3 separate regions of the Homo sapiens genome follow, and regions 1 and 3 are each linked to region 2. The links are chromatin loops, found by intact Hi-C in ENCODE. Cell type or tissue: CD4-positive, alpha-beta T cell. All regions are shown on one strand. Each heading gives the region's core, and the rest is flanking DNA. Links, peaks and the distances in the headings are about the cores only.

Region 1 (9,928 bases), core at 1,221-6,220, 890 kb after region 2:
ACTTCACTGAATTTGCTTATTAGTTCTAAAAGTTTTAAGGTGAAATGTTTACATTTTCTATACAGGACCATATTGTTTACAAATAGAGTTAATTTTACTTCTTACCTCTGACTTGGATGCCTTTTAAATTTCTTTTTCTTGCCTGATTGCTCCAGCTAGGACTCCCAGAACTATGTTCAACAGAACTGATGAAAGCAGCATCCTTTTCTTGTTCCTGATCTCAGAAGAAAAGCTTTCATTCTGGCATCACTGAGTATCATGTTAGCTGTGGGCTTTTCATATACTGCCTTTATGATGTTGAGGTAATTTCCTTCTGTTCCTTTGTTGACTGTTTTTAAATCATGAAGTTGTGTTGAATCTTGTCAAATGCTTTTTCTGTATCAATTGAAGTGATTGTGTGTTTTTTCCTTCATTCTGTTAATGTAGTGTATTACATTGATTGATTTTCTTATATTGAAACATCCTTGCATTCCAGGAATAAATCCCACTTGGCCATTGCATATAATCCTTTTAATGTGTTGTTGAATTCTGTTTGCTAGTGTGTTGTTTAGGATTTTGGCATCGATCTTCATCAAGAATATTAGTCTGTAGTTTTCTTTCTTGGAGTGTCTTTGGCCTTAGTATCAGGGTGATGCTCAACACTGAAATGTTCCTTCTTCTTCATTCTTTAGAAGAGTTTCAGGAGGACTGGTGTGAATTCTGTAAATGTTTGGTAGAATTTACCAGTGAAGCCATCTGGTCCTGGGCTTTTTTTTTTTTTTTTTTAAGTACAATTTCCATTTTATTTTTCTCCAGAGAATAGCCTGTCTTCAGTCTTTAAGAACTCAGCTCCTTACATGGGCTTTGGTGGGGGACGTGGGGCAGCACCCGCAGGTCTAAATCGAGGTGGGGGTGTTCGGTCCTTGCGGGCTTCACGAGATCGATTCCTGACTACTTTGCTGTGAATTGCACAACTCACACAGTAATGTAGCTTCACATACAGCTTGGGAAGCACATAGGCATCGAAGACGCTCGCTTCAGAAATGTCCCTGACTGCTGCGGCCTCCACTATGTTTCGAATGACGAATTTCTTAATGGCGTTGTCCTTGGGCACGCATCGGGCACAGTTAGTGCAGCGAATAGGCTGCACGTGGCCGCGGCCCTTTTTGGCACGACCATTGTTCCTTCTTTTCTTTGTCATCTTGGAGGCACGGACCGGAGAGAGAGTGGGCTTTTCTTTTGGGGGAGATTTTTGACTGCTGCTTCAGTCTCTTTACTAGTTGTAGGTCTGTTCAGTCTCAGTAGGTTGTGTCTTTCTAGGAATTTGTCCATTTCATCTAGGTTAGACAATTTGTTGGCATAATTGTTCATAATATTCTCTTGGCCTTTTTATTTCTGCAAGATGTGTTGTTCTGTAGGACGTGATGTTTTCTCGTCCATTTCTGGTTTTAGTTATTTAGATCTTTTCTCTCTTTTTATTTAAGTTAAAGGTCTGTCAATTTTGTTAGTCTTCTCAAACAGCCAACTCTTGGTTTAACTGATTTTCTCTGTTGTTTAAAATTCTCTTTTTGTTTATCTCTGCTCTAATCATTACTGTTCCTTTCCTTCTGCTAGCTTTGGGTTTTGTTTGTTGTTTTTTGAGCTTCTTATCTCCTTGTACTCTTGTTCCTTGTCTCTCATGTTCAGCCCATCTCCAAGGGCTGCTGTGAGGATCACAACCAACAGGACACATGAAAAGTCTATAACACTGGCCAGATGCCTCTCAGAACCGCAGCAGAATGTGCCTGTGATTCATTCTGGCTGAGAAAATGTCGGGCTCCTCTTTGGGTGCACCAGGCCCCTGGGCCGGGCTGGGAGGGGTGACACTGCCACTGCAGAAGGGGATGCCACCTTCTGAGAGCCACATGTTACTGTGTCTTCAACCCTGCCCCCTCTCACCATGCTAGTTTTTTGTTTGTTTGTTTGTTTTTCCATGGCACAGGGTTAGAGTCAGGGTCTCAGATAAAATGTAAGGGCTTGGTTTAATGAGTAATGGTAAGAAACGGCTGTAGGCAAGCCATCTGAGTTTTTCCAGATTAAAACAAGTATTTCTCTTGGTCTCTACCTTAATGTGAAGTAATTGCCCCCAAGTCAGCCCTGCTGCATCAGACACAGTGTGAGCCCAGCCCTTGCAGGGCCAGCATCAGGAAAGGCAACCTCAGAATTCTGTAGATGGGCATTTAGGGACAGAGTGCAGGGCAAGTATCAAACAATCCACTGTGCCATAACAGGCCTGACTTGAGTTCCTGCCTCCATCCCTGAGCACCTGTGGGACTTTGGGCAAGTGATTTCAAGTTCTTGAGCTTCCATTTCCTCCTATTTACCCCAAAGAGTTACCCTCCACTGACTGCCGACTGTGCAGGCATGAGCACCTGATGAATGTGAATTCCCTCTTCCCCTTGGCCCTTCCTTATCCCTGCTCCCTCCTCAGGTCTCCACTTAACTCCATCCTTTATCAACATCTTCTAGAAATATCTACTAGCTATAGTCTTCTCAAAAATAAAAATGAACACATTATAAGTGGGAGAGGGCATCAGGCATATCGAGTAGTGGTTGTGGCCTTAATGATTTTCCAAAACCAAGAAAAATGCTTGGGAGGGTGATATTACGTAGAAATGAAGGTGATTAGGCCACAGAAGGTTAATTCCAACTCTGGAAAATCAGTTCAGTAATTGTCTTCTGCAGAAGATGATAGCTTATTTCTGTAAAATAAAACCAGGCAATAAAAGTTAACCTTCATTTCTAGGAAATAATCCAGCCTGCTAGAATGACCAACTAAAATTTTCTACATTTTATGTATTGAGTTCAATAGCATCCTTCATAACATAAAGTTAGTTTGAGAACACTACTTATGCAATAGAAAAGAAAATAGCCTGCATTTCTGGCTTCTGTCATAAGAAAAACTTCATTACCTTTCTGATTGTGTTTTGAACAACACACACAGATCCTAACAGGAAGAAACTTGTCCCCATGGGGACTGAGCCAGGATCAGAGTTAAGCACTGAAACAAGCAATTAATTCCCCTTAGAGGATTAAGGCACTCAGGTTCACTTTGAATCAGAAAAGCGAATCAAGAATAAAATGGTGTACAACCAAGAGGCTGCCAGTCCAACTTACTAAGTTAGAGAACTGAAGAGCAACCCCGGGTGCACAGGAGAAGCAGAGCAGCCGCTGACCCCCCCAGCAAGAAGACGGGTAGGGTTTGTTTCATGGGACAAGATCGTCCTTCATGACGCTGTGGAAACGTTGGGGAGAGCACGGTTTGTGCCCTAGGACGCTGGCCTTACTCTTAACAGATCCAGTCCACGAAAGTAAATCTAAAAAGCGTGTTCCAGCCTGCCACGCTGTCATCCCTCGTGCACGGATTTCCTCATAGCATCTTACTGTTAATACACAGAATCAAAGAATGACATGCATGAGACCTTAACATCAGTTTGGAGAATTTTACTTTGGGTTCCTAGAGCCAATTCTGAGGGCACTGAACATCTCTGCAGATGTCGTTCCCTGATGCTGATGTGTTAAGGATAAGGGCGGCCTGCTGCTGTGGTCAGGATTCAGGCATCCTCCACTCTGGAAATCCAAGAGGCCAAAGCTGAACCTCTGTCCCAAAGCTAACTGGTCCGGACAATAGCGGCATCCAGGGGACAGCATGGAGGTGGAACAGGCTCAGAGAGTCTCCAAAAGCTTTAGATCAGCAAAATCTGGTTTCCCATTGCCAATATTTGAGAAAATAAGAAGACTCATGAGCTGTCCATCTGGTCGGGCGCTGCCTGAAATGCCTGTCACTTATTCAGCAGTTCTCCTTCTTGAAACGCAGTCCGTCTATAGTTTCATATTTCACCACTGAAGCAGAACTTGAAAGTGATTACGAGTCCTTTGCATAACTGTTAGATTTTTTTCTTGATTTCTTTTTTCTTAGCCACCTGGTGGCAAGAGTGTAAAAGGCAGGATTTAAGAGTTTATGATGATAGTTTACAAATCACAACCACTTCATATGCCTGGTACACGTTTAAAAGCATGCATACGCAGACCAGGTGAACCGAACAAGGAAAGGGCTAGTGTTTAACTCTTCTTAAACTAATTTACAAAAGGATTTTAAAAAGACACCAGCTTTTTTTTTTTTTTTTTTTTTTTTTTTTGAGACGGAGTGTCGCTCTGTCACCCAGGCTGGAGTGCAGTGGCGCGATCTCGGCTCACTGCAACCTCCGCCTCCCAGGTTCAAGCAGTTCTCCTGCCTCAGCCTCCTGAGTAGCTGGGACTATAGGTGCCCACCACCACGCCTGGCTAATTTTTGTATTTTTAGTAGAGATGGGGTTTCACCATATTGGCCAGGCTGGTCTCAAACTCTTGACCTTGTGATCCGCCCACCTCGGCCTCCCAAAGTGCTAGATTGCAGGCATGAGCCAGCACGCCTGGCCAACACCAGCTTCTAACATAAAAACCACCTTTATAAATGGTGCCTCAAGAAAATATTCATCTTTATATGAAAATTTCATGACAGGAGGAAATGTTAGTAAAATCTGTATGTCATCATGTCAAAGCATCTGTTTTCTCCACATGATATATCAAGCCAGTAACAATGCATACTGCCAGTTGGCAAGTTAAGACTTTGTTAGAAAAAAGTAAAATGATTTAGACTTGGGTAGCATGAAGCTCAGGCCCCTGCCAGAGGGGCTCTGCCACTGGCCAGGGAGAAATAGTATCAGAATCATAAACTCCTGGTCCAGAAGGTGGCATGGCAAAGAGCTTATCTCTATCTTTACATTTGCTGCATTAATTTGCTTTTGTCATTCAATACCTCGTGTCAAAATTGGCCCCAGCAGATCCTGGGCCCACCAGACTCACGAAGGGCATGGTGATCACGGCTGTACACTGGTTTCAAGGACACCAACTGCTGCTCTAGTCCTTCTGTGACCACCAGCAGCCCCACACTGTGCCAGCCCTGAGCAAACGCAGCCATTCTACATGGTGGAGATGGAGTAAGAGTCACATGCGATGTTGTGCACGTTTCCCCTAGAGAGGGTTTTTCTTACTTTATGGAAACCTTCTTGTGTCTCATCAAGTAGCCACTTCCCCTCCCTCCCCCACTGTAACATTATTTTCCCTGGAGAAAACGCCGAGTGTCTGATATAGTTACACATTAATTCTTCAGAAGTTTCTTAGAACTGTAGGAAACAGGTGAAAAAACAAAATGCCTTGAACTTTCAACCTGTGCCTGGCCTGTGTGCGCGAGGCGGGCCCTAAGGTCACTCTTCCCCGCGCGGCTCGGGGCAACGTGCCAGGGAGGGCTCGGGCCGCATCCTGTTGGCTCTTTGATGCTTTCGTTTTGTCGCTTGCTAGTTTCTTTACAGCAAAGGCAAGGGCTTCCTGCTAAGGCAGACCCCTCACCAGCCCCACTGCATACCCCGGAAAAGTCCCTGGCAAAACACCTTTCTTCCATTATCTGCACCGGCCCCGGTAAAACGCTGGCGCCTTTGAAATCAGAGGCCAGGGTCTCCTCTTCACAGTTCGCTCAAGACACTGAACACTTACGGGTCTGTGAAATCAAACGGACACTTGGTCCCTGATGCCACCCCAGGCCTCCTGAATGCTCCTCAGCAACCATCCCTTGAGTTTTTACTCTTTGGCCATGCCAAATATAAATAACGATTTTTTTCATGCCATATCACTTTAAAGGCAATTGTGTTGCCACCTTTAAAATGTTCAGTGACCAACAACGCAGACATGACCATCCCCTGCATCCCCATGTCTGCTTCAAGTATGGAAAGGAATCACTGGAAAATCCCAAGATGCCAGGCCAGGGAACGAGCTCTATGCAAACAGGCAGGATGGAGAACCGGCCAGGGCCATGGCCCCAAATTCCAGGCACGGCAGCAGGAGCGGAGGTGCTGCCAGCCCCTGCTGCCTCCTGGTGTGACACTCAGAAGGCGCAGCGGAGGCGGCAGCAGGAGGCAGAGCCAGGAACACATGCTGGGCAGGCGGCCAGCGGCCCAACACTGGAGATGCCGTCAACCTCGTCACACAGGGCCAACCTGCAGGCACGGCCTCAGGAACCTGGCTCCACTTGCCGGACCTACCTGTGGCTCACGGGGGATCAACGCCACCCCCAAGGGAGAGCCCTGACTCCATGCCCACCCCATGCCAAGTGCTTTACTTACATTCTTCACCTGGTGCTCCAAACCACATGGTGAGGCCGCTTCACTCCCAGCTTCTCCCCCCTTTTGCAGATGGGGAAGCTGGGGCAGAGGTGAAGTGACTCACACACAAGGCGACCCAGGCAAGGGCAGCAGAGCCTTCACGTCCCTTCCTGACCTCCTTCCTGACCTCCACGTCCCAGGGCCCCTGGAGGAGGGCACCCCCTCACTGCCCCCAAGCACTCCAGGGCCCCAGGCAGCCAGTGGCCTGGGCTGCCCTCATACCAGGCTCCAGTCACATCTGCCGTGGCCTCCTGAATCTAGAAGGTGCCCTCAGGGTTTATTAAGCACACCCTGGGCTGCCTGCCTGCCTGGCATGTGCCATGGAACTGGCACTCAGAAGCTGCCACTATCCTGAAATTCCCGATTTTGTCTTTGTATTTTGTAAGCAAAGCGAAGCCTGCTGGAATAACACAGCACTCCTGTGAGTGGAGAGCCCAGGAGTGTGGGATCGTGGTAGACCCAGGGTGTGGGGCTTTCTGGCATTAGGGTGAAGCTTGGGTGAGCTGCTGCACTTCCCATTGCAAGCAGAACCTGTTCCCCCTACAGAAGGAAGTAAGGGTTCGGAGAATTCAGACACCAAAGGCCCCATCATGTCCCTTCCTACACATGCGTCAGCCAACCACATACTCGGAAAATGACACAGAAAGCCAGGGCAACCTGCTGGGCCACCCAGAGTGCCTTTCCCCCTCTTTTCCTCCATCATCAGTAGGTGAAGGCAGACAGTGTTGATAGAATATGTGCACCTCAAGAGGTGAAAAACAGCTCAGTTAACTTTCTGATAAGAATGAAATAGATGGCCGGGCACAGTGGCTCACGCCTGTAATGCCAGCACTTTGGGAGGCCGAGGCGGGTGGATCACGAGGACAGGAGATCGAGACTATCCTAGCTAACATGGTGAAACCGCATCTCTACTAAAAATACAAAAAAAATTAGCCGGGCATGGTGGCGGGCGCCTATAGTCCCAGCTACTCGGGAGGCTGAGGCAGGGGAATGGCGTGAACCCGGTAGGCGGAGCTTGCAGTAAGCCGAGATGGCGCCACTGCACTCCAGCCTGGGCGACAGGGCAAGACTCTGTCTCAAAAAAAAAAAAAAAAAAAAAAAGAAATACGCATGTGTAAGTTATGAAAACTGTCATTTCTGTGATTCCACGAGTTAAATGCACTGAAACTTAAAACTGATATTGTACAACATAAACATAAAGATGAATGAAAAACTCCATGCTGAGAATTTTGTAATAAGGAAATAGACTGGGTGCGGTGGCTCATGCCTGTAATCCCAGCATTTTGGGAGGCTGAGGTGGGGGGATCGCTTGAGCCCAGGAAGTCAAGGCCACAATAAGCCATGATCTCACCACTGCAGCATGGGCCTCAGAGTGAGACCCTGTCTCTGAATAAATAATAACAAATATGGAATATGTAATAAAATAATGTTTAGTTTTTAACAACTAAAACCCTCCATGCCAAGTTGCGAGGCTGAGCTGCGAGTCAGCAGAGGAAAGGGCTGCCGCCTCTTCTAGGTCTCTCGACTGCACCTTTTCTTGCTTTTCGAGCAAGGGAGTCGCATGGCCCATCCTCATGCCTCTAAACCACAGCTCCTCGAGGGCGAGGTCTCGCCTTCTCTTCCTTTCACCCCCCTACGTCATCTGGCACGGCCCGGCGCATGCAGTAGGCACTTCATAAATACTGCAGGAAGCCAAGGGGCCATCCCACTCAGCCCAGATTCCCAAAGAGGCACGATGGGCCTTCAGGCTGTTGGGAATCCTTCAAGTTCTCCTTGTCTCTCAAACCCTACAGGTTCAAACATAGCCCTGGGGGCACATTCATAGGCCCTGGATTCAGTGCCGGCTCTGCCACCTCTTCCTTCCCACAAGACAACCAGGTCTCCAGACCCTCAGACCAGGCCCGGGAGCAGGGCAGAAGCAGGACGTGCAGAGTAGCCAGGCGGGATGTAATCAGCCCCCATCACAGCCACTGACAATGAACCTGCAAAACTCACCTCCCGGGACAGCACCCAGACCAGAGGGGGTGGGGTACTTGCTGCCGCAGACACAGGGCCCTCTGGGGAGATGGAAATGCTCCTTATACTGATTGGGCAGCGGTTCCATGGGGGATACATTTGTCAAAATCATTGACCTATCTGTGCACTTAATCTGTGGATTTTGTTGTATGTAAATTATACCTCAAAAAAGGTAATCTAAAAACAAGACTGAATGAGCTCACGGGAGGCAGGCAGGCCCCGCGCAGGCCTGGTCTGCGCTTACTGTCACTCGTGTGCGTTCTTGTCGGAGCTCAGCAGGCTTCATAGCCCCGAATCAGAAGCTGAAGCTCCTCATCTTTTCTTTAGGGTTTCCACAAGTACCCAAGTCTGTCCAAAGCATTTCTACAGATTTGTGCTGGCTTCCCTTACACTCACTTGCTTTCTGGAGACATTCAATAAAACAGGACAAGAACGAGACATCTCTTGGCAGCAGGGTCAAGGTCGAGCAGGCCCAGAGGCATGAGATGGCCGTAATCCCTGCAGGCCTGGGCACTGGGGTGGAGACCAGGGCCTTCTCTGCCCACCCAGGCCCCATGCACACCAGCTGTTGACTAAGCAGTGAGTTCCCACGAAGAAACACAGCAAACGGTTTGCCTTTTAGAGTATTTTTCCAGGCCTGCTGGAAGACGGTGCAGCAATCACACGCTGGCAGTTGCTCAAAATATGTTTATTCTGCCTGGGGCAGCAAAACCCCGGGCAGCCGGGAAAAGCCAAGAATCTGTGGCTTGTCCCAGCCCGCTCTCCACTTGTTAAATAGGACACCCAGGTCTGGCTGATGGCAGGCAACTTCTCGTCTACCTTGTGTGCTCCCAAAGGTCTGGATTGTTTCAACTCCGGCAGAAGGCAAGGGAGGCCTGGGAATGCCACCTGTGCCTTTCTGCTGTTCATTTTTCTAGAGCATGGCTGCTTTTCATTTGGAACCTTTGGGCTAGAAATACTTTGAGTTTGAAACAGGAATAAAATATATATTAGTGTTTTGTTTTTTAGAAACATCTTAAGGTTGTATTGATGAACATAGTTTTATATTACTGTTTTGCCTTCTTAAGTGAGAAATAGAGAATCCAACTTTAAGTTAGAAGAAGCACAAAACAATTACAAAATATCACAGTCATTCTCTTCTCTAGGTGGTTTGCTGACAGAATATTCTAGAAGGATGAGAATATGTAAGAATAGGAAGTTAAACCTACTTAAAAGTGAAGAAATACAAATTAAAGATACAGGTGAGGCCCCTGGCGAGGCTTGGGCCAGCGCGCCCTGTATTTAGCAGCTTAGCCATCTGGTTGCTTTGGGAGGATCAAGTCCCCTGGAGAGGGACTGCACACAGTGGGTACAAAAATAGTGAGATCCCCATAAACAGGAACAATTATCTTGTGCCCTTAAAGTTTAAAATTAAAAAAATGTAAGAACCGAGAGCTGATAAACAGAGGTCAAAGCCACACTCCTGTCAAACATCTGGGAAGAGGCCTTCCTGGCCCAGGCCAAGCAAGGCAAAGCCACAACAGGGTGGGATAGACTGCAGGCACATCCAGGGGACACAGGGTCCACAGGAGAGCCAACCAGGGAGGCCACCACCCAACATTGTGGAGCAGAATAAATGCATCAGCATGAATTAGTCAAAGTATTTCAGAGAATACTTTCAAAGATAACCACCAAATACAACTGCAAGATGTCAAATT
Region 2 (10,928 bases), core at 2,732-7,731:
TTTTTGAGTGAAATGGAATTCTGGGTTGTGGCTTTCCATCAGTTAAGATTCTTGGTTGTGGCCAGGTGCAGTGGCTCACGCCTGTAATCCCAACACTTTGGGAGGGAGAGGTGGGTGGATCATGAGGTCAGGAGTTTGAGACCAGCCTGGCCAACATGGTGAAACCCCGTCTCTACTAAAAATACAAAAAAATTAGCCAGGCCTGGTGGCACGTGCCTGTAATCCCAGCTACTTGGGAGGCTGAGGCAGGAGAATTGCTTGAACTCGGGAGGCAGAGGTTGCAGTGAGCCGAGATCATGCCATTGCACTCCAGCCTGGGCGACAAAGCAAGACTCCATCTTGGGGGGAAAAAAAGATTCTTGGTTGTAAGCAACAGACACCACATCTGGCTTTGGCAAGAGGGGGTTTTCCTGGAAGGATATGGACACATTCACACCGTCGGTGGAAAGCAACTGTAGGCATGCCGACATGAATCCTTCTCCATTGTGTCCCTGCTCAGCCACGAGAACAGTGTGCTGCCAGGGTGCTCAGTCTGTAACTCTGCTCAGGATGCAGGCTCCAGGGAGGGAGTGTCCAACTGGGCTAATAGGGCCCACCCTTTGGCTCTGGGAGAGCTGGGCTCCTTGATGATAATCCCAGCACACTGTCAGCTGTGGGTAGGATGAGGCAAGTTCCTCAGGGGGTGAAGTGTGTTTTGGGATAGTCAACAGCCAGTGACTGTTCACCACAGGACTAAACCTTCCATTTCCAGTGCTCCAGTGCCCCAACTGGCCTGTCTGGTGTGATTTGCCAAGTGTTCTGAGCAAGCAGGGAAGTTGTCCATTAAAATACAGATATTGGCCAGACATGGCTCACACCTGTAATCCCAGCACTTTGGGAGGCTGAAGCGGGTGGATCACTTGCACTCAGGAGTTTGAGACCAGCCTGGGCAATATAGTGAGACCCTATCTCAATTAAAAAAATAAAAAGCAGATATCCTGGGAAGGGATAACACTATAGCCCCTGCTAGCCAGCATTGATTTGCCAAAAGTAGGACCTGTGGGTGCAGGATCCAGAGTAGCCATGGATGGATGAGGTGCGAAAGGGTCCCGAATGTTCCAGCAATGCTACCCAAATGGCAAGTGGTGTCGTGGCCTCTTTCACCTCCATACTCAGGGAGAAGCCACTCAGAGGCCTCCACATAACAGGCAGGCTCTCGCCTGGGTGTCGGAGGTGAGGATGCTACTGAAGCTTATTGCTTCTTAAGAATCAATCAAATCAAAACAATGGATGCCCTTCTCCCAAGTGGAAGGGCTGTGCTGGCCACCTTGTATGACTGACACAAAGTTGGGAAGAGTTGCAGTCATGAGCTGGGGAGACACACCCTAAAAGCAGATGAGCTGGTGGCGGTAAATAACACTCCCATGACGACAAGTGGGCTTTGCACGTGTGTGGTAGCAGGGCATGGCCCTGGGGGAGGTGGGGCTACCTGAGGAAAATCACAGGAGGCAGGAATGTATACTGTTTGTTGGGAAAAGACAAGCCAATCTGAAGGGCAAGGGTTTGTAGAGGGGAGTGGTGGAGAGTGAGGTTGGAAGGGTGTTTGGGTCCAGTTGTAGACAGCCTTGAATTCTAGGCAAAGACTTCAGATGTTGTTTTCTAAGCACTAGGAGCACCTGTGGATGTTTCAGAATGGGAGTATCATGATGGATGTACTATTTTTTAAAGAGCAGGAATAAGCAGCAGGCCACTGCTAAGGAATCTGTGTCATGAGGCTGTTAGCCTGGGGACAAGGAGGACCGGCCAAAAAAAAAAAAGTCCTGTATATAAGGGGGAGCACCCAGCACACTTAGGTTCCAGACCTCCATTCCTAGCAACTCACCTGTAACTCCTGGCAGGGGTCTCTGCCTCCCTCTACTCATCCAAAGATCATGGTGCTTGTTCACCAGCCTTATGATGATCCAAAGAAATAGTGATCTTTCATGTTTAAATAAACCTACTTAATTACGTGCATCTGTTTGGAAATTCAGACACACCACATGAGAAGCTACTGGGACTTTTTTCTCCTTTTCTTGGCTTCTCATTTGTTCTCTAGCTTTTTCTTTTTTTTTCATCCTGGCCAGTTATTAACCTTCTCCTCCACTTTTGAGTCTCATAATTGTCCAGATCTCCCAGGACGCTGACAGTGTGGTTTTGGTTCACTTGTTCCTTCTCCTGCTCAAATTTCAATTGATTCAAGGGTGATATGCTGGGTATGATGGGCTGGACATGCCCATTTTCATTCAACTCATCCATAACTAGGATATAAGTGAGGATACAGATTTGGGTGTTATGGCCAAAAGATCTTCAAATACAATGACTTTATCAAGGATAATTTCTTCCCCCCTCACTTGAAACATGGTTAGGTGGTGCAGGGCTGATAACGATGGCTCAGTGAGGTCTCAGGCTCCTTTAGCTATGGTTCTGCCAACCTCAGCACATGGCACACATCTTCCCCAAGGCGGCTGCTTGGTTTGCTCCCACCACGTGGGGTAGGGGGACACATGCCTTCCTTTATGGGGACACTATATTTCTGCTCACCCTGACCACATCCCATCAATCAGAACTTTGACCCATGAATACACTCAGATGCAGGAGAGGCTGGGAAATGTTTTCCTTAGCTGGGCATCCATGGACCTCTCCCTGGGTCCATCCTAGAGAGTGGAGTAGCAGCATTTGCACCCCAGACCTGAGGGGTAGCTGAGGCTGGGCTGGCAGTGGGGAGTGAGGCCAGGAGCTTGGATGTGCAGGCTGGCATGTCCCACACATATGGGGCAAAGAGGAGGGGCTGGCTGGGGCTCGTGTCCTCCTCCGTACCCTCATCCCAAGCCCCAGTGCGGTAGGGTGGGCTGCTCCAACCCAAATCTTCTTCTCCCAAGTCTTCTCTTTCCCAGCATATTATGCTGCTTCCATTTCACCATAGTTTCACTCACTATCAAGGTCTCCAAAGCAATCCCATCATCTACATATTACTTGATTGTTGTGTACAGGGTATTGGGTGAAAATGAAGGTGGGCAGAGCACATAGCCTCCAACCTCAAAGCCAGTAATGTGCCAGATGAAAGGTAAGTCACAGTCTTTAGATTCAGTAGCATTTTAACAAAACTAAAATGTCAGGCCGGATGCCGTGGCTCACGCCTGTAATCCCAACACTCTGGGAGGCTGAGGCGGGCTGATCACGAGGTCAGGAGATCTAGACCATCCTGGCTAACACGGTGAAACCCTGTCTCTACTAAAAATACAAAAAATTAGCTGGGCATGGTGGCGGGCGCCTGTAGTCCCAGCTACTAGGGAGGCTGAGGCAGGAGAATTGCTTGAACCCGGGAGGCAGAGGTTGCAGTGAGCCGAGATCGCGCTCCGAAGTCCATTCTTTCTGTGCAGTGGCTGATCTATCAGAAGAAGAACCCCCTTCCCCACCAGGCCTAAGAACCCATGGGAGTGATGGCCCAGCACTATGGTGTTGCATTTCTTTCTTTTTTTTTTTTTTAGACGGAGTCTTGCTGTGTCATCCAGGGTGGAGTGCAGTGGCGTGATCTCGGCTCACTGCAATCTCTGCTTCCTAGGTTCAAGTGATTCTCCTGCCTCAACCTCCCAAGTAGCTGGGATTACAGGCACCTGCCATCATGCCCGGCTAATTTTTGTATTTTTAGTAGAGACGGGGTTTTACCATGTTGGCCAGGCTGGTCTTGAACTCCTGACCTCAGATGATCTGTCTGCCTCGGCCTCCCAAAGTGCTGGGATTATAGGCGTGAGCCACTGCGCCTGGCCTGGTGTTGCATTTCGTTACTGGCAAGATGATGTATGCTCTTTCACGTGCCCACATGCAAAGGTGTGACTCATGGAATGAAGACAGCTCAGCAACCTCTAGTTGCTGGGACAGAAATGCAAGTCAGTGGGCTCTGGCCTTTCTCCCAGGCTGTGTTGCCACCTTGGTGGCTGGAGGGGCGCTACTAGGGGGTGTGCTTGGCAGAGCCTGGGGTGGCGTCCTCTTTCATCCCACTAAATAACACATTGGTGGCTTGATCTGCCATGAAGCTGACAATCAGAGCAAGTATTTGAAGCCTGGGAAGCTGTGTGGGCCTTGCTTGTGGGACCTGGTGTCAGCTGATGACGTGGCCCTGTCTGGGTGCCCGTGAGTCAGATGGCAGGGATGGCCTGACATCATGAACACTAGCTCCACCTACGTCACATTGGACTTGACTCTTTACAGAGCACCTAGGAAGAGATATTGATGAGTGAACCATTGCCCAGTCATCGAGTTAATTATTTCCCCCCAGAAAGGTTAACATACTGAGGACAGAGAGGGCATGTGTAGGCGGCAGGGCGCACTTTTCATTTAGTCTGGTTCGCAGGTGCGGTCAAGACGATTCCTTATTGTCTTGGAGCCAGCCCTTTTAAGCCTTCCTGCACAGCTCTGTGACAGTCTCGCGGGGAGACCTGTGAGGCCACTTTCCTTTTTTCCAGACCCACCCCCACCTTTGAGATTATCACTCTTCCTGCTTTGTTTTCTGAGGCTTTTTGGCTTTTTAGTTTATTTGTAATTAGAGCAGAAAAGGTACAGTAATCGGATAGAAGGGTTGGGAGTGATAGAATGAGCCAGGATGCGGTGGAGAAATGGGGTGGAGAACCCCCAGACCTTAGGGTGGCGTGTTTGTCAGGGAGTAGACCAGGGTGCAGTTCTAGGCAGACCACTAGATGGCACTCACACATTGGTGTTCAGTCGGGTCCACGGCACTTTCCACTTTGGGCTTCTGTAAAATCTCCCCATGAACTAGCCAAAGCTTTGTATCTGTCATCCCGCCATTTGTCCCTCTAACCTCTCTTGATCGTCTACAGATAGGTATATATATATGTTCCTCTCTAGTTCATTTTTCTCTTAACATTTAGTGACCTTAAAAACCTGGCAGAAATACCTTCAAAGCCTCCCACCTTGTTAGCTGCATTGCCGCATTTTTACTGTTCTCCTAAGCCAATGTTTACATGGCAGTAAATCCATGTTTAGAGTAGGTAATAGAGAAACCTGTTTCTCTCTCAGTCACTCTGAGGGTATGTTTGATAAAGAAATGGAAATTGAGAGGATGAGTTATTAAAAGGATTAATAGGTAACAAATTTTTTTAAAATTTCCATTCAAAATTATGGGTTGGTAAATTGTAAGATACTTAAAATTAATGAGTTGTTTTATCAAATCATTTTCTGTTGTTAGAGAATTTTCAGCAAGCTGAGATTCAAATGCAAAATGTCTTATTGCATACTGCTGGCTCTAGGAAGGAGGAGGGACAGACAGGAAATCATGGTTGATGTTATCTTTACCAAGGTGCATGTGGTGTGAAAGCAAAACCCCATCTTAAATTCATCATCCGTTCTGATGTTGCACAGAAATGAAAATTAATTTCTATATGTCAACTAAAATGGATTCTGCTCCTGCCTGGTTCAATTCTGTCTTAGCTGCGTGGACATCTTGGGGAGCTGCTCTGATGGTACATGCAGACGTGCTTCATCTGTGCACTTCTTAGCTGAGATAACAGTGCTCCGAGCCCCACTGTTAAGGTTAACCTGTATACTGCAGAAGGACAACAGATGGAAATTCTGGTTTGCAGCCACTGCAGAAAAATAAAAACATGTTCCAAAGGGAAAAGGATCTTGTATTTCTGCGTTTGAACCTTTGATCCGCATTCACATCTGAAGGGAGGGCTAAACCTTTTGGTGGAGACACATGGCTTTGCATCTGTGAAAACACAGCTGTATAGAGCAAAACAAAACTAGTGGAAAATACAATGGTTTTGCTGTGTCAGGCTCACCGCTAATGCTTGAATTCTATATAAATATTGTCTTTTGATAGTTCTTTCAAAAATCTTTCTTGACTTTCCATATAATTGTCCAATAATGTTATTCTTTTAAATTCAGATTTGGGGCTTTTTAGGATTAAGGCACAAATGTCTCTTTTCTTTTAAAAAGGCAGTAAAATAAACAGATTGTAGTTAGATCATAATAACATCTAAATTTTGACCTAATTAGAGGGGGAGATGGGGAAAAAAACTCTTTAAAAGAAGATTAAGGTAAAGTTCTAACTTTATCCTTGATTCTGAATTTTTTTTCTTTTTTGGAAATATTGCATACATTTTATACTGCAAGTTACAATGTGAAGGGCCTTTGAAGCACTCTAAAGAGACTTAGCTGCTTTGTTTTGAGCAATTAAGGTTTGTTATTGAGTGAATTAAGCAGCTCTGCTGTGGCTCATCTGTAAATAGTGGTCTTCAGCGAGTTTCTTGATCCGCTTTTCCCAGGAACAGAAGCCAAGTCGGCTTCCTTAGGAGCTGCTCGCCCTGAGTCTCCATGTTTCCTCGCAGTCCGGGGCAGAACCCAAGCCCGTGCCTTCCTCGCCCTGCCTTCGGAGTTTCCTGCTATTGACCTGGCGGGGCGCGCCAGCCCTCCCTGCCCGCTGGTGCCGCGGTCCCTCTCGGCTGCAGCAGTGGGGCACAGGGACGTCATGGACAAAAGACGAGGATGCCAGTTCGATGTGCGAGCAGAAGGCCGCCTGCGTGCGCTCTGCAGAGCAACCGGCCCGGTTTCATAAGGGGCCGCCGGCAGGGGACTGCCATGGCGCCCCCTCCTACCCTTTTTGGCACCAGCAGCTTCATCCGCAGGCCCACTCGGGGTGAATAGTGTGGGAGCTCTCAAGAGAAAGAATTTTAGGTTTGTCGATAGTAATCACCACCTTCAGCGCTCCTCCCACTGCTGGAGAGACCGCGGACTGGGTGACAAGTCTTCCAGGCTCCCAGAAAGTTTCTGCTGCAAAGCGCAGGGTCCGCCTCCCACTTCCAGGAGGGACCAGGAGGGAACCATCGCGAAACCCCGAGGCTGCCGGGGACTCTGACTGAGGCCTTTCCTCCTGTGTCCCTCTCCCCCACGCCGGCCTCCCCTCCTTTCAACTCTCTGCGCTTTGAAACCGCGGAGTTGGGGTAGCTAGGCCCTCCAGCCCGGCGACAGGCCTCGGCCACAGGCAGCGGGGCGGGGTGTGGACAGGAACAAGGAGGTGGGGTGGGGAGGAAGCCTCGGGCAGAGCAGGTTCTCTGCGGAGTTTCGGCAGCCGGGTTTATCCATTTTGATTAAAGAAAAGTAAAAAAAATCCCCCAAAACCAAACAACAAAAACCCTCTCCCAACCCCCAACCCGCCTCCACAGCTGCATTTTGTTCCTGGGACTGTTGGTGTCACCAGAGCCTCTTTTTTTATGCAATCCTAGACTCCATTGCAAAGGACTTGTAAAGCCTATTAATTTTTCAGGCAAAACAGATCAAGCCTGCCTTTGATGCTGCTGTTTCCTAATTTAGTATTCAAAGGTAAAGAATCCTACTACCGTCTCTTCACTTTTTACATAATTAAAAGAGATTTTTCCCCCAGGGGCAAAGAACTAGTTGCTTAGTATTTTTTGAAGTGAAAGGTCTAACTTTATATCACATCTGTTTTTATGCTCTTTCCTAAACATAACCAATATTTACTCTTTGCTGGTACTTAGTTGCATGCTATTCACCCTTGCATTTTAATTTCTGACAGAGAGGGGATTAGTATTCCTCTTCTAAATCATCCTCTAAGCTATGTGTGTGTGTGTGTATATATATATATGTATATATATGCGTGTGTGTGTGTATTTCTCCTCTAACAAACTGAGAGTGCAATTTAAAAAACTGTAGAATCAGTGATTGCCCTAACTTGTGCATGACTCTTGATTTCACACAGGAGCATTCAAAAGTTCCGTTAAGTGGGCTTTCACAGGTTTCCATCTGCTGTGTTTAATAGCAAATTGCGACCCTTCAAACCACTTCAAGGCCTTTTGTGTTCTTATCTGTGCATTTCAATACTTGCTGGGGAAGTGCCTTCAGTTTCACTACATATGCAAAAAGCCAGGCTTGAATTTTTTGACACCCCCTTTTCATTTGTTGGTGGAGTCCTGTTTTCTATTGTTTGCTTGTTGATGTTGGCAAAAGTCATTTATTTAATGATGCCAGGAATACTATGCCCTATTCTTTATTGGCAGGAAATCCTAAAACATCCGGGAGTAGTTTAAAAATTAATGCATGCCGTTGAAACTTACATATTGGCATAGTTTTATTTTCCCATCATAAGGTAGATGATATTTTAAAGGTATTATATAGTAATAGTCACCAGAAGCCAATTAAAACCACTAGGATTCTATCAAAAACCTGTTTGGCGGCATAAATAATTGATATGTGGAAATAAAGCAGCATTCTCTGGGCAGGGGCCTCCTGTACAGACCTGGGTGGCGTTAGCAGTCTCTCTTCTGTGAACCAGGGGGCGATTTCTGGGCATAATATCACCTGGATTTAAAAAACTTAATAATAAGGCCACACACGCATTTTTAAAAAAACTTCCCTTGCCTGTGGAGACAGAGAGGAGATAGCGATGTTATTTTCAGGTGTTTGAGCTTCTTAGAGAAAAAGAAACAAATACCAGACTCCTTAGGAGCTAGGTGCGAATGGAATAAATTGAGGCACTCCAGCGACACATCCAGCTTGTTTTAAATGATGTGATTAAAAAGGACATCTGAGAACAAATTTATGAAGTTGTTATGGCAACTGAAATACTTGGATTGAAATGTGTGTATCTAAAACATGAAAGATTGCAGGAAGCCGGAGAAACAAGCAAAGCATTGTGTTTGGGAAAGGCAATTGAACAGTGGTAGCCAAATATTATTCCTCTGTCGGTCATCCTTCAGGGTAACTGCCTCGGTTTCCACTTTTAAAAACGTGTGGTGATTGATGCTTTCATGGACTCTGTTGCCCCAAGTCCCCAAGCCTTGTACCAGCGTTTGCTCATTGGTCCTTTGACCTGTTGAGAACACAATCTCTGTATTGTGTTCAATGCAGGGATGCATTTAGAGTTGCCCCTGCATCTACCCATTAAGTTTATACTCCTGTGTTCTCATATTAACGTCTGTGTTTGCGAATAGTCTCTCTAGTCTTTGATTCACTAACTCCCCCAATTCTAACCCACCAATGGCCACCAACAAACAGCCACACTCAAAGGACTCAACATATTTAAATATTCCCTAGAATTCTTTGCTCTGTTCTAAAAGCTATGTATCCCGTCTACATAATTTGATTCTATTGTAATTTCTCATGGTTTTAAAATTTTCCTTACCAGTACTTGTAAGAGTATTGAATAATTGTTTCTTTCAATCACAGGCAAGGATATTTAAAATTAACATGTGGAAATGTGTGTTGCAGTGTGTTGAAAAATCAGTACTTGAAGTCACATCTAGAATGCTTCCGATTTTTTCCATCATTAGATTTCAGATGCAGTGTCCAAAAAAATTGTTTTTAAAAAATGTTGCTACAAATTTCTTGCAATATATTTTGGGTTTTTCACTTTAAATGAAAAAATAGTTAAGTGTCAATTTTAGTGATTTTAGTAGACCATCCCATTAAAAATATGCTATTTTAATTGAAAAAAATTTTTGACAAAACACATTTACACCGAAAAATTCAAACAAAATAATTTCTTCTTTAACAATATTGATTGTTAAATGTTGATTACCAAGTTATTTGGTCTCCTTAATTTTAAGCATAATACTCTTTACTTTGAATAGTCTTAATCCCTAAAGCAAAGCAAAGTAAAAGAGAAAAAAAAGTAGAAGAATTTCCAGAAAATTGTAATTCCCTTAAACCATGAATTAGAACTTTTTACTCTTACTGTAGTTACTCTAGTTTTTTTAGTTAGACATGAGGGTACAATCAAACAGCTTCTTTTTTGTAACAGATTGTTTTCCTACTTCTTGAAAAACTGAGATCAAAACATTTTTCTATTCTGTTGCAAAATTAACTGTTGTTATTCTGTCAGACGAGTTATTCACTCTAAATGTCTTTTTAAACCTGTATATTTATTTTTTTATCCCTTTTTGCATATGCACATGGAAGTGATTCCATTTTAATATAACTTTTTTATTTTGAAAACCCATAGGTTGAAGATGATATAATCAGAGTAATAATAAGGATGCTCCAAGTATATTAAACATAAGAATTTGGGGTCTTTGTTACGGAAATAGATTTCCTTTTTCCTTTCTTTAGTCTTACTGTTTTAAGGATTTTTTTTAAAGTATGATTTTGATGCTTCCAAAGTGGTTGCTATTTTATTTCAGGTGGGTCATTTGATAGTTTGTTGATGTTTTCAAGGTCTCTAAACAAAGTCTGATGTGTTAACAGTCTTATTAACGATGTTAAAATAGAATTAACAGCTTGTGGATGCCTCCAGAGCACAATAGCCTGTCAGCCTCCCCTGCCCCCTTATAAATTGTGCCCCTGCTGTCATCCCTTTGTTTCAGGCCCAATCAGCAAACTAAACTTTTGTGAAGAGAGAAGGCAGTTCAAGTGTTTCTGCCGCAGCTGAAGGGAGGAGCTAATGTGGAATTTATTGGGAGACCAATCAGTGCTGGAGGGAAGAATGACCCCAAATTGGAAGAAGGACTTTGTTGACCCCCTTGGCTCCCTGACCTTTCCTTGCTATTTTGTCCCTTTAAAGAGGTTTACTTTGGTTGTCGTTTACTTTGTGATGCTTTTAGTAAAAGCCCCAGAAGTTTTAAAAGTTTTGGATTTAAGATCCCTCTCAGCACAGATTTAATTGTGCCGTGTGATTTTGAGTAACTTGAGTAGATGTTAACACTCAGAATTATTTTTTAAAAATCTGACACAAGCTATTAATAATTTTTTAAAGGAGTAGAATTTCATTGATTCTCTTGAGCCAAAATAGATTCTAAATCTCTTCTAGTATCTCTTTCCTGTAGTTACTTTCATAGAGAATCAGATTAGTTACTGATGTTAGACTATTGGTTCTATTTCGTTGAATTTATGCTTTAAAAAATAGATTTGTGTATTCCAAATCTTTAAAACTTTTTTTT
Region 3 (10,928 bases), core at 3,677-8,676, 300 kb after region 2:
CCTGCACCCCAATAAAGGCAGAATCAGAACAGAGCCTGATTAATAAACAGAACCTAGTCAGATATGACTTAAAAGCTATTAGGACTTGGATTGGGAAGAAAGAGGCATAATATGAATATCACTAAGAAAACTTCGCAGTCAGTATCCAGATTTTCTAAATCAACCACTTCAACAAATTCTCTGCCAGCTCATAAAATGTCTCCTGACGTGCCTTCCTTTCTCTAAACGATGCTATTTTATTAAATGGTGTAGGAGCTGGGAGAGAGGGGAGGAGTAGAGAGACAAGTCATGGGTGAATATTTCAATTTTATTTTCATTGTAGCTTTTCTCAGTCTTGCTTCCTTCAACACTGTCCTAAATTTGGCTAGGTCTGATAATTTCCAAGGTGGGATTTAGACATGCTATAATTGTGTGTGTGTGTGTGTGTGTGTGTGTGTGTGTGTGCACCTGTCTGATCAATATATATTTAACATGCACAAGTATTCTGTACACTGGAGCAGAAATGTGCACAACAGACTCAAAGGAGTATTTGTGTTTATCATGTTAGGCTCCCAGGTATTTTTAAGAAAATCATACTTGGCTTTATGCTTTAAGATTTCCTTTTCCTGGTAATTCTTCCTGAAGCCTGACCATTGTAACTTCTTCAGCACAGACTCACTGGGGATGGGGGAACAGGAGTATGCAAAGTTACAAACCACTTTTTATATTTTAAAAGGTGCTTCTCCCAGATTGTTGACCGGCTGGTTGATGGTCCTTATCCGGATCAATTTCCTGTTTTTCAGGCTGACCCAGACTCTCAGACCATGGCGGGGTGAGCAGCAGCTGGGCAGCTCAGGGAGCTCTGTCATGCTGGGGACGGGGGCTGAAGGGAAACCTTTTTTTTTTTTAGGCTGAGTCTTGCCCTATCGCCCAGGCTGGAGTGCAGTGGCACCATCTCCGCTCACTGCAACCTCCGCCTCCCTAGCTCAAACGATTCTTCTGCCTCAGCCTCCCAAGTAGCTGGAATGACAGGCGCACACCACCAGGCCCAGCTAATTTTTGTATAGTTTGTACAGATGGGGTTTCACCATGTTGCCCAAGCTGGTGCTGACCTCAAGCGATCCTCCCGCCTCAGCTTCCCAAAGGGCTGGGATTACAGGCGTGAGCCACCGCGCGAGGCCAAGAAAGCCTATTTTCAAACAGGATCCTAGCTGCTCCTGCCTCTCTCATCCTTGTGTCCTGCAAGCAAAGGATACCTAGGACCCTGGGGTAGAGGCCAAATGACCCGGGAGTCAACTTTGAGAAAAGGAGGCTAGGGAGAGGAACAGAATGGGTGTCTGATGGTGAGACCTGAGGAAAGGTGGAAGCAAGAAGACTGGGGGAGTGAGACAGCTGCAGGCTTAGGACACCCTCCTGAGAGCCCAGAGCACTGTGGCGGCGTTGGCTCCCCAGACTGGGGGCCTCAGGAGAGCTCGCGACAGGCTCCCCAGCAAGCTAAGCTCCCACTCCCGGGAGTACAACCGCCCTCGCGCAGGTGTACGCCCAGACACAGCCATAGCCAGCGGCCTCCAGGTCTGGGGCTGTCCAGAGAGGCCTGGGGGCCACACCCCAGCCCTCTGCCTCCCCACCCCCGCTCCAGGACGGACCCTGTCTCACCACAGGGCCACAGAACCCTCTTCAGTCCCACCAGAGAACAAACACTCCAGACACTGATTCGATCTGTACTGAAACCACTGGTTAGAAAATCCACAAGGCAACCACCGCCTTCGCACATTCCCTACCTGCAAGTATTGACCCCGATCAGCCAGGCCTGGCCGCCAGAACCAAGGTAGAAACTCAGGACCCGGTCCTCAGAAGCTCACAGCCCCAGGGAGTCTAAGAGACTGACCTCAAGGATCCCCAGGAGCCACTGTTTCTTCTGGAAGCCCTCTGGAGGAGCGTTTTTCCCCACGGCCTTTCCTCGCCTCACAGTTGTTCACACTCTCCTGCTCCTGGGGGAACCCAGGCCGGCTCATCAATGACCCCTCGCCTCCCCGCCCTCCTCCATTTCCTGAGCTGGGATAGCCCCAGAAGTTGAGCGTTTCCTATGCTGGAAGGACTTCCAGCTTGGAGCGGAAATCGGGGCCGGGGCAAGGACGCAGGGGCGTGTCGCCCACGTTTCTGGCCCGGCTAGCCGCAACTCCTTGGATGTAAACGAGATTTGGCCGGCGCTGCGGCGTGTGGGGAAAGATGATTACACTCGAAAGGAATCACGACTCCTTGCGGAGCCATTACTCGTGCCGCTCCGCACGCGCAGGTTCTGGCCCGGCTTTCAGCAACTCCCCGCTCCTCGCTAACCACTCGCTCGTAATTTGTGGGCCGCAGTGGAGCTGCGCCCGGGGCTGCAGCCCCCCAATTAAAGCACTTTTGCAGCTCGGACACCCAGAGAGCTGCCTCCGCGCACGCCAGGCCGGCACCTCCTGCTCCCACTCCCCTCTCCGCCCAGCCGTGGGCAGCTGAAATGGATGTGATTTCACGCACTTCCTGCGCGCGCACACACACATGCACACATGGACATACACTTGCACACACGCACAACGCGCATTCCCCCTCCAATGCCGCCCGCACACGTGCGCGAGCCTGGACGTTCCCCTTTTGTGCTCGTTTTGCAGGCCCAGAGCTCCTGCTGCTGGTTTTCTCCTTTCTCTCCTTCATCGCCTCTTCCTTCGCCACTTTCCTTCTGGACCCTCCGGGCTGGCTCCTGCCCCTCTGCCCCGGTGGCGCTCTCGCCTATTCCTCCCGGGAGGAGCCGGGGCCGCAGAGGTGCGCCCTGCACGCCCAGCGAGGGCCGAGTTCTGGGACGGCTGGGACCAAAGGGCTGGCCTCCGGCCTGCGCCCTGTTTGTTTTCCTTTCGCCCCCTGAATACTAGATTGAGACGTAAAGATTACCCGGGCCGAATAATGCCGGGAGTCAACACTCGAGCAAACAAAAGTGCTTGCACAACTAGTCAACCCCGCTGGGACCCGGGCCGCGGGCTGGGGGAGAGAACGCGCTCCTCGCTGCTAATTACAAATAAATGATGATGTGCTCACTAAGTAATTGATTTAATGAAGTTCCTATGAAACTATTAAACCCGGGTGGAGGTCAGGCTGGAGGCGCCCCAGAGCGCCCATTGTGGGCTGTTTAACTCCACCAGGCTCCTCGGAAAGACATCGGGGCTAATAGGTGAAGTCACAGCTGCTCGCGCTGACTTCTCGGAGCGCCCGGCTGGCCGCGGGCACCCTCGCGCCCTCTTCTTGTAGCGCCCTTGTGCCCCGCCGCCCGCGCCCCGCGCCGGCCAGCTTACCCACGCCACTCCCAGCCCTGTCGCCAGCTCCCGAGGGCCTCTCCAAAGGGATCCCGGGTCTCGTTAAGAGCGGGAAGTTGAGCACTGAACTTGTGCTCACCGCCAGCAGTCGGCGGCGTGCACCGCCGCCCACCCCTCCCTCCTCACTCCACCCCCGCCACTTCGTGCAGGAACTCCAACCAGTGTGCCACGCAGGGTGCTCGCGAGCTCTTGGCAAGGTGCCTGGATCCCGAGCGTGTGCCCAGTGCACTGGCTGGGGCTGGGCTGGGGGGGTTGAATTGCGCGTGAGCGTGTGTGTGGGGGGGGTGGTAGGGAGGTGGGTGTATGCGTACGAGAGAGAGTGCGTTCCGGGCCAAAAGGCCATCTTTCTGCATCCGTTATCCTGGCCTGGGCCCTGTTCATGCAAAAAAGTAGAGGAGGTAGGGACAGCAGAGAAGAGGAATGAGGAAAGATGTGCAAAACAGATCACTCAGGTAGGCGGTTGGGCCTGGGAACTCCAGTCCTAGGCTGTGCGGGAGTGGGCTGCTCTGGCGCGGCCCTCTCTCGCTGCCCCACCGCCCACCTCTGCCCGCGTCCTGACCCGGCCAGGCGTTCCTTGGCCCCAGAGCGACGCCTCCAGCTGCCAATGGGGCGTAGGGCCCCAGGCCCGCATCTCAGGGCTGTCTGAATGCGAGCTCTCCGGCCACCCATTGCGCTCAGATTCCAGTCTCTGCAGGAAGGGTAGGGACTAGTTCTCCTGCAACATGGCTCTTGGTGGAAACATGACCCGCCCCTTATCCAAAAGGCCAGAGGGAGCCCTGAATGGACACATTTTAAGATGGAGAATCAGACATTGCAAATGGATCAAAAGCTAAGGGTGCTAACCACACACACACACACACACACACACACACACACACACACACACACGGGGGTGGGGGTGGGGAGGGCATTTTACTGCATCTCCCCCCACCTACAAGGGGTCGTGTGGTAAAAGAGAAGGCCCACATCCAGGTGAAACGCCACATAGGGAGACGGGGGCGCCTGTTGGGCTTCTGGCTGCAGAAATCAATCTGCCGGGATGCCCTGCCCCCTCTGCCCAGCCAAATCTTGTCTCTCTTCATCAAGAACTGATAGTTAACAGAGTTTCTCAGAGCATGCATTTCATTTATGCCACAGTCAGTTGGCAGTAAGCTTCATTCCTTTTTTTATGTTAGGAATTTTCAACTGCTGAAACCAATTTCCATTTGACTTTGAATCAAACACTTGCAATGGGGGGCAGGGGAAAGGGACATTTTGGCGTGGTTGTTGGCGACTTTAAAGAGAACTCCACTCCCGCCTGGATCTTTGGTCTCAAAGAGGGTCTCAACCTCTGACTTCGGGGAATATTGACAAAAATCAATTTGAGTCTTGCTTGAGGTCTCAGTTTCGCCATCTGTAAAATTGGATCTGGAGATCCTTGGCTGAGGTCCTTTGGGCTTTATTTGTTTGTGATCTGTGAAGGGGACCGTAGGGAGAGGTGGAAGTCAGTCAAGACGCCTGTTTGCACCAAGCTTTTGTCTTTCTTTGTAGAAGCGAGTCCCTTTGTAAAATAACGCCCCGCCAGCCTGCCTAATGGATTTGTGCAGAGCTAGAGTTTTCATTTTCCCCACGCAGGAACGACGAAAGAGAGGGGGTCTTCCAACCCAGCGAGTCCCGCTTGGCCCCGGTTTGCCAGCGGCGCTCTCCAAAATGTGCCAAAAGCTGTGCTTGGGGCACTCTCTCGACCCCGCCCCGGGCAGCTGTTCCCATTTTGTTCCCGCCTTCCCTCCCCTCACCGCAGTCCCTCGTATTCCTTTAACGCCTGCTGCTGACTGCATCCCTGCTGCCCTTAATGTAGGATGGGCACTTCTCTTCAGCCTCCAAATGAGAAGTGACATTTGCACTCGGCTCAGCCAACGCGTGAGCAGAGCGCGGGGGCACAGGCCCATTGACCGAGCGCGGCCGAGGGGCCGGCCGGCTGGGCAGCATCCGAAGCTGCCTTAATTAATACCATCTTAAATAGTCCAGCAGCCACCGAAGACAAAGTTGAAGAAAGACTTTAAGGCTGAGTGCCCCTCGACAAGCTCTTTTTCCCGTGTCATTCAATATTTAATGCGCCCGCTTGTAATGCTACTACTGGTGTTCCTTTCTCAGCAAGGACATTATTTTTTCACGGTGCCCATAGCCAGGGAAAGCCCTTTAGGCAAAGAAAATCAAAATGTTTGTTGTTTTGGATGACTTATAACTCTTGTTTAACACAAGCACTTTCAGGAAAGTATAACAGGCGCAGCCTCCAAAGCAAACAACACAATCCTTGTGACAGAGTCGGACACAAAAAGCACATTGTCTTGCGGACTACCCCTTTTCTCTGGTGCTAGATGGGGGCCTGTCTCCGAATGAACACCACGATGCCATTTCACTTTTGAACTATTGTTTTTGAGTTATGCCATGTGGTCAAAAGGAGCGAGAAGGGGGTTGTTTCCAGGCTCATAAGACAAACGAGTTGCCTTTTCAATGAAATCCCCCCGCGATCCTTGAAAACGGAGTTTAAATGTCACCTCCGCCTTTCTAATGGGCACAGGGCTGGAGGCGACCCTTCAAAGCGCCTCGGTGATGAACGACCCTTATTAAATATGGCCCGAGCTGCTGGGAAAGTCCCGCGCCCGGCCGCGCGCCCTAGAGCGCCCCTCGCCGGTGGGCCCTGGAGGAGCCGGGCCTCCGCTGCCACCGAGCGGAGTCCGGGCCCGCAGAGCCCCAGCCCGGACTGGCGAGGGGGTGCAGAGGGAAGAAGAGGGAAGCCTGGACGAGGGGGGGCGTTGTAATACAACTTCTTATCTGCCGACCCCAACACGCCCGTGCGCCCCCAGCCCCAGAGCCTCGGCGTGAAAGGTTGGTGCGTTTCCCCCCTGACTCTTTTTGTCCGCAGCCGAGTGGCGTCTGCGAGTCTGAGCTGCAAAGTTACTGATTTGCAGGCTGCATGTTAAGGCAGCCCATGTAAGTAATTTCTCTGGGCACCCCAGCAAAGGAGAACAAATCGCTGACAAAGGCGAGCGCTTTCGATTCAGCGGCGTCGTTAAGGCAACCCCAAAGTATTCCTCCTATAATAAGTTCCACTTCAAAGGGTTTCTCATTCAGCGGTGACTGCTTCGCACTTTTATTAAGTCCGGGCTTTTTCACTCGGAGGAATCATCTGTTTGGTTATTTTTCATCGTGTTTATTTTTCACCATTCACACAGTACTTGTATTAAATAAACAAAGAACAATCGCTCTGCAAATAAAAGTACTTAGGTGGGGAGGGAAGGAAGAGGAGCTGGGGCTCTGGCGCCCCTGCCCCTCTCCCCCACCCTTCGAACATCACCCACTCCCCACCCCGACTCTCCTCCGCTCCTATCCTCCTTTCTTCATTCTTTCTCTCCCCTTTCTCTCAAGCTAGGAGGTTCTATGGAAGAATCTTAAACGCTGAATATATATATATATGTATATATGTGTATATATATATGTATATATGTGTGTATATATGTATATATATGTATATATGTGTATATATGTATATATATGTATATATGTGTATATATATGTATATGTGTATATATGTATATATATGTGTATATATATGTGTATATATGTGTATATATATATAAAATTTCTGATGAGGTGCAAGTGGACTGAAGTAACTTGGCATGAAAGTAAAAAGGTCACTGCAGCTGTGTCTCATCGACTGTCTCGAATCACAGTGGCCCCTCTGCCGGCGACTCCCCTGGCCCTGCCCACTGCCACAGCGATCCTGACGCTCCGCGTGGATGGACCATAGAAGCAGTAGTTTGAATTTCCAAAAGAAAAAAAACATGGCTTTGAACTTCTCCCTGCCTGATTAGGCACTTGCAGTGTATGTTAATGTGTGCTCGGGGAGTGCGTGGGTGTAGGGCTGAGTTTTTGTCTACAGAGGGGAAGTGTACTGGGGTCCCCAGGGCAGTTTCACCTAGGGTCCCCTGCCGGCCTGCCTGTGCCTCCAGACCTGGAAGGCTTCCGTGGCTGGGCATCCTGTTTTGCTACACTGTGGGTGGACTGGCAGGCCAGGAGTGATGTGAGGGGATGAAAGTGCCATTAATAATAAGCGGCTGGGTTGTTTTGTTTGCCTTGTGATCAGCCTTCTTTTCTGCTGGCTTAAGGTGATCACTTGAGAAACCAGATGTCTCCCCTGCCCCCTCCCCAGGAGCTGGATTTCCTAACCCAACTGGGATTTAAAAATACTAGTGGCCAGCACCTCTTGTCCCATTTCATAGACAGACAGAGAGATGACAGATGATAGATTACTGGGTGGGTAAAACCACAATGGTCTCCAAAACCTTCCCCAAAGTGGAAGAGATCACTTATGAGAGTGTAACATGTTTGCAGATAGTTGGGCCTCCTCTTTTCCTGTCCCCAGTGTTATGATGCTTGTGTGGCCATCTCCAACTCCTTAAGAGAATATAATTCCCACCCTCAAACTCTATGGAGTTTAGATTTTAGGACCATTAGCTTTACCAAGAGCATCCTGAATGGGGAAAATATATATACATAAATTTCAAATAATTGTGTGTTTGAAGATTCTCCTAGCCTGCAAAACAAAGGTAGATGATTTAAACAGTATTTGCAAGGGCCACGTTTTGCCTAGGGAAGATGAAGTCTTTGATGATAGCCAACTTAGTGTCAATAAGTGGCTTTCTTTGAGACATATTCAGATGGGAACGTCTTGCTTGCCAATTGCCATAGAAATCTTAACACACCATGAAGATTGTCCGAGCGCCAAGCCTTCCGTTCTGGACTAAATTACTTTGAAGTGGCGCAGTACGAGCAGTGGTCAATTTTAACTCTATAGACTGGACAGAGAATGCTGGGAGTGGGAGATTGTGCGTTTTAAAGCAGAAAATAAGAAGGGGAAACTTGTTTTATACACTCTATACAAGGTTCTGCTCATTGTCAGATATCTTTTATCTTTTATATTTCCCATGAATGATTCATGTCTTGGTGGCTTTGTGTCACCCTTCTTTTCACAAGAAACTTCATTAGAGAGCTATAAGTTTTCCCATTGATTGGGGCCCTCATTTATGAGTGTTTTTCTCCTTCGTGTGCTGGTTATTGTCATCTGAGTTAAAACAACTCTTTGCAACCTGTTTCACCTTTACTACATTTAACAAACCTGACTTTTAAAAGCCACTATAACCTTTCAGAGAAATGCTTATTGACATTACTAGCAGTTGCTTTTAACTATCTGACTTTTATCAGTTTTGTATCTGCTAACAAAAACACAAGCAAACATCCAGCCTTGTAAATGTGCATAGCCAAACACCTGCATTTAAGCCACTTGAATATTTTGCTGCCATGCAAGAATCTAATTGTTCAACACACCTGGCCCAAAATGCTGAGCTTAAATTACCAATAGCCACTCAACTTCCAGAACAAACTACAGTAAAATTGCATCTTGATCTCCCACGCCATAAGAGGCATTTGATGCCCACTACTCAATTTCATTCAATACCTATCTCAGCCCCTGACTGATTTTGCTTTCACCTTCTTTTTGTCTAGAAGCCTCACCGTCCCTTCCTCCACATTTTCTTTATTCTTTTTTTTCCTTTTGGAGGCTGGGCACCAAAGAAATGCTAAAATTCACTTTTTGGCTTTTCACTGATTAGAATCAATCAGGATATTACTTATTTTAACAAATAAATGCAGTAACCCAAAAGATTTATGCTACTGTAAGTATAACCTGCAAGGCTTAGTCTTCATAAATATCTGTGTTTCCTAGATAAGCTTGTAAGTTGTTAAGTTAAACCAGGCTGCAAAAATATTGTATTGCTTGGGGAGAGGCTGAGAAATCAAGAGACCAAGGGAAGACATTCACTCCATTAGCAACCTGTTCTATTTGTATGAGAGATATGCCATTATGTAAAACATAAGCAATAATAACAAGAATACCTTTATTAAATTTGTTACTTCATAATCATTCTTGCTTGCTCTCTATTGGAGGTACACATTTTTTTTTATTTTAGGTGTATCAAGAACCAATAAATCTGTGGCAAAGAGTTAACCTATGCATGGTAAAATACATAAAATACATATTCCTTTGTTTCATAATAAATAAACCTGTAGCATAATAAAGAATAGTGCAAACTACCATTGAAAAAGTTGTATAAATAAAACAACTCATTATACATCAGGAATATTTTGTTCTAATAAGTTTACGATACATAAATTATCCCCCCAAAAGTTCATACCTTTTCTATTTGAAAGGGCTTTGAAAGTGAATAATATGAAAATCAAATAAACTTTTAAAATGTAAAATTATCTCATATTCAAGTTTTAAGGTCTTTTTCTTTATAAAGGAGGGTCTGCATGTTTCATATTCATCACAACAATCTGAAGACAACATTGAAAGGCTTTCCAAGTGACAGCACCATGCACTGTACTAGTAATATAATATATCTATAAACTATATATAATCTTATCAACACAATGCAAAAAAGACATGCAGGAAGAGTCTTGGTTTTCACATTACGTTGTTCATTCAAGTAAGCTTAAAAATATATTTTTCCATTTTCTTTCCTTTTTTTTTTAAATAAACCATGGATCATAAATGACAATCTTTCACCAAAATGTATAATATAATTCTTTGGTGTGCTTTGAACTCTTCCAGGAAAGAAAAAAAAAAAGGATGATGTCTGAAAATAAATTAATTCAACTGTACAAATAATAGTGTTCACATACAAGTTATTAACAATGACAAGACTACATCAACCACTCACAGCACACAAAACAAATTTCTACAAACCCTGGGGAGGGGGTGTCTTCGGGGTCTCTAAGGATAAATTAGTGCTCTTTAGTGTATCTGTAGGATGTTTCTGATGGACTACATTTTGCACAGGAGATGTGTTGTACCAACCGAAAATAAATCGACTAAGAGTTATTGTCCTAGGTCCTTGACCTTTTTTATCCTAGCTTGACAGCTCTGGCAAAGGTCACACATTCATCAGTGTTTGGTGGTAACTATAAACCTTTTAAAAATTTTTAATATGTATGGCAACTCCCTCCCCTCTTTTAATGTAAATCATACACTTCACACACTGTCATTTTCAAATGGATTCCAGTTTGGTGTGCTCAGTGCTCAGGTGGAAGAAAATGCATTAAAATGCAGTTTCAGGCATTGAAAAATAGACTTTTTAAAAGGCTGATACAACAGTATAAAAGAGGTGTTGGCCTGTTTTAAAAACAACAGCTTTCCAAAAAAATAGGCATGATGCCATCATCACACCTCCTCAAGACTTGACTGTGAATGTTGGCATCCCAAAGAACTTAGGATCGAAAACAGAATCTCTTTATTACACAAGAAGTTTGGACACAGTTAGGAGGCAGTATCTGAGAATTCAGATAAAAAAAAAAAAACATATAGGAAAAAGAAAGCACTTGAATTTCTTCTATTTTATAAAATATCACAGTTTCACAGTTGTCTTTTGCAGCAGCTTTTCTTCTCTCCACTTTTGCTTGAACAATCACAGTAGCACAAGATATGGAGATATATTAAGGTTGCTGCATCTTTTTTTAAAATCACACAGTAGGATACTGAAGAAATAATCCTGTATAAAAATA

Evidence for each region. Peaks named below come from ENCODE experiments on the same cell type or tissue, not always from the same donor. Only the 100,000 strongest peaks of a DNase experiment are listed, where the experiment ranks them.
Region 1: a loop joins it to region 2, with 12 times the contacts of the local background. A loop is called at or near these places in 16 of 110 quality-filtered maps.
Region 3: a loop joins it to region 2, with 4 times the contacts of the local background. A loop is called at or near these places in 7 of 110 quality-filtered maps.

What each region holds. Positions count from the first base shown.
Region 1 is chr13:100,539,069-100,548,996 of GRCh38, forward strand. The region is part of intron 2 of GGACT (gamma-glutamylamine cyclotransferase); the gene reads right to left. It also overlaps the pseudogene RPS26P47. Among named protein-coding and RNA genes, the nearest start is that of GGACT, 45 kb to the right of the region's middle. RefSeq lists enhancers at 3,818-3,997, 5,428-6,151, 6,152-6,874, 7,623-8,301, 8,302-8,979. In CD4-positive, alpha-beta T cell, for the core only: a CTCF peak has its summit at 3,921; a DNase peak (open chromatin) is centred at 3,903.
Region 2 is chr13:99,651,591-99,662,518 of GRCh38, forward strand. All of the region lies in intron 1 of CLYBL (citramalyl-CoA lyase), which reads left to right. Among named protein-coding and RNA genes, the nearest start is that of MIR4306, 14 kb to the left of the region's middle. RefSeq lists enhancers at 3,523-4,722, 6,623-6,712, 6,723-6,772, 7,653-8,168, 9,813-10,695. In CD4-positive, alpha-beta T cell, for the core only: CTCF peaks have their summits at 4,702 (motif pointing right), 4,902 and 7,248; DNase peaks (open chromatin) are centred at 4,731, 5,321, 6,431, 7,191 and 1 weaker place; H3K4me3 peaks cover 2,899 bases; H3K27ac peaks cover 2,499 bases.
Region 3 is chr13:99,953,778-99,964,705 of GRCh38, forward strand. It overlaps ZIC5 (Zic family zinc finger 5), which reads right to left. Exons shown (of 2, transcript NM_033132.5): 2 at 9,187-10,928. CLYBL-AS3 (CLYBL antisense RNA 3) reads right to left here and starts at 3,388. Exons shown (of 5, transcript NR_120421.1): 1 at 3,306-3,388. RefSeq lists enhancers at 2,468-3,443, 3,444-4,418. In CD4-positive, alpha-beta T cell, for the core only: no CTCF peak of the experiment used is centred there; a DNase peak (open chromatin) is centred at 6,324; H3K4me3 peaks cover 384 bases; H3K27me3 peaks cover 4,502 bases.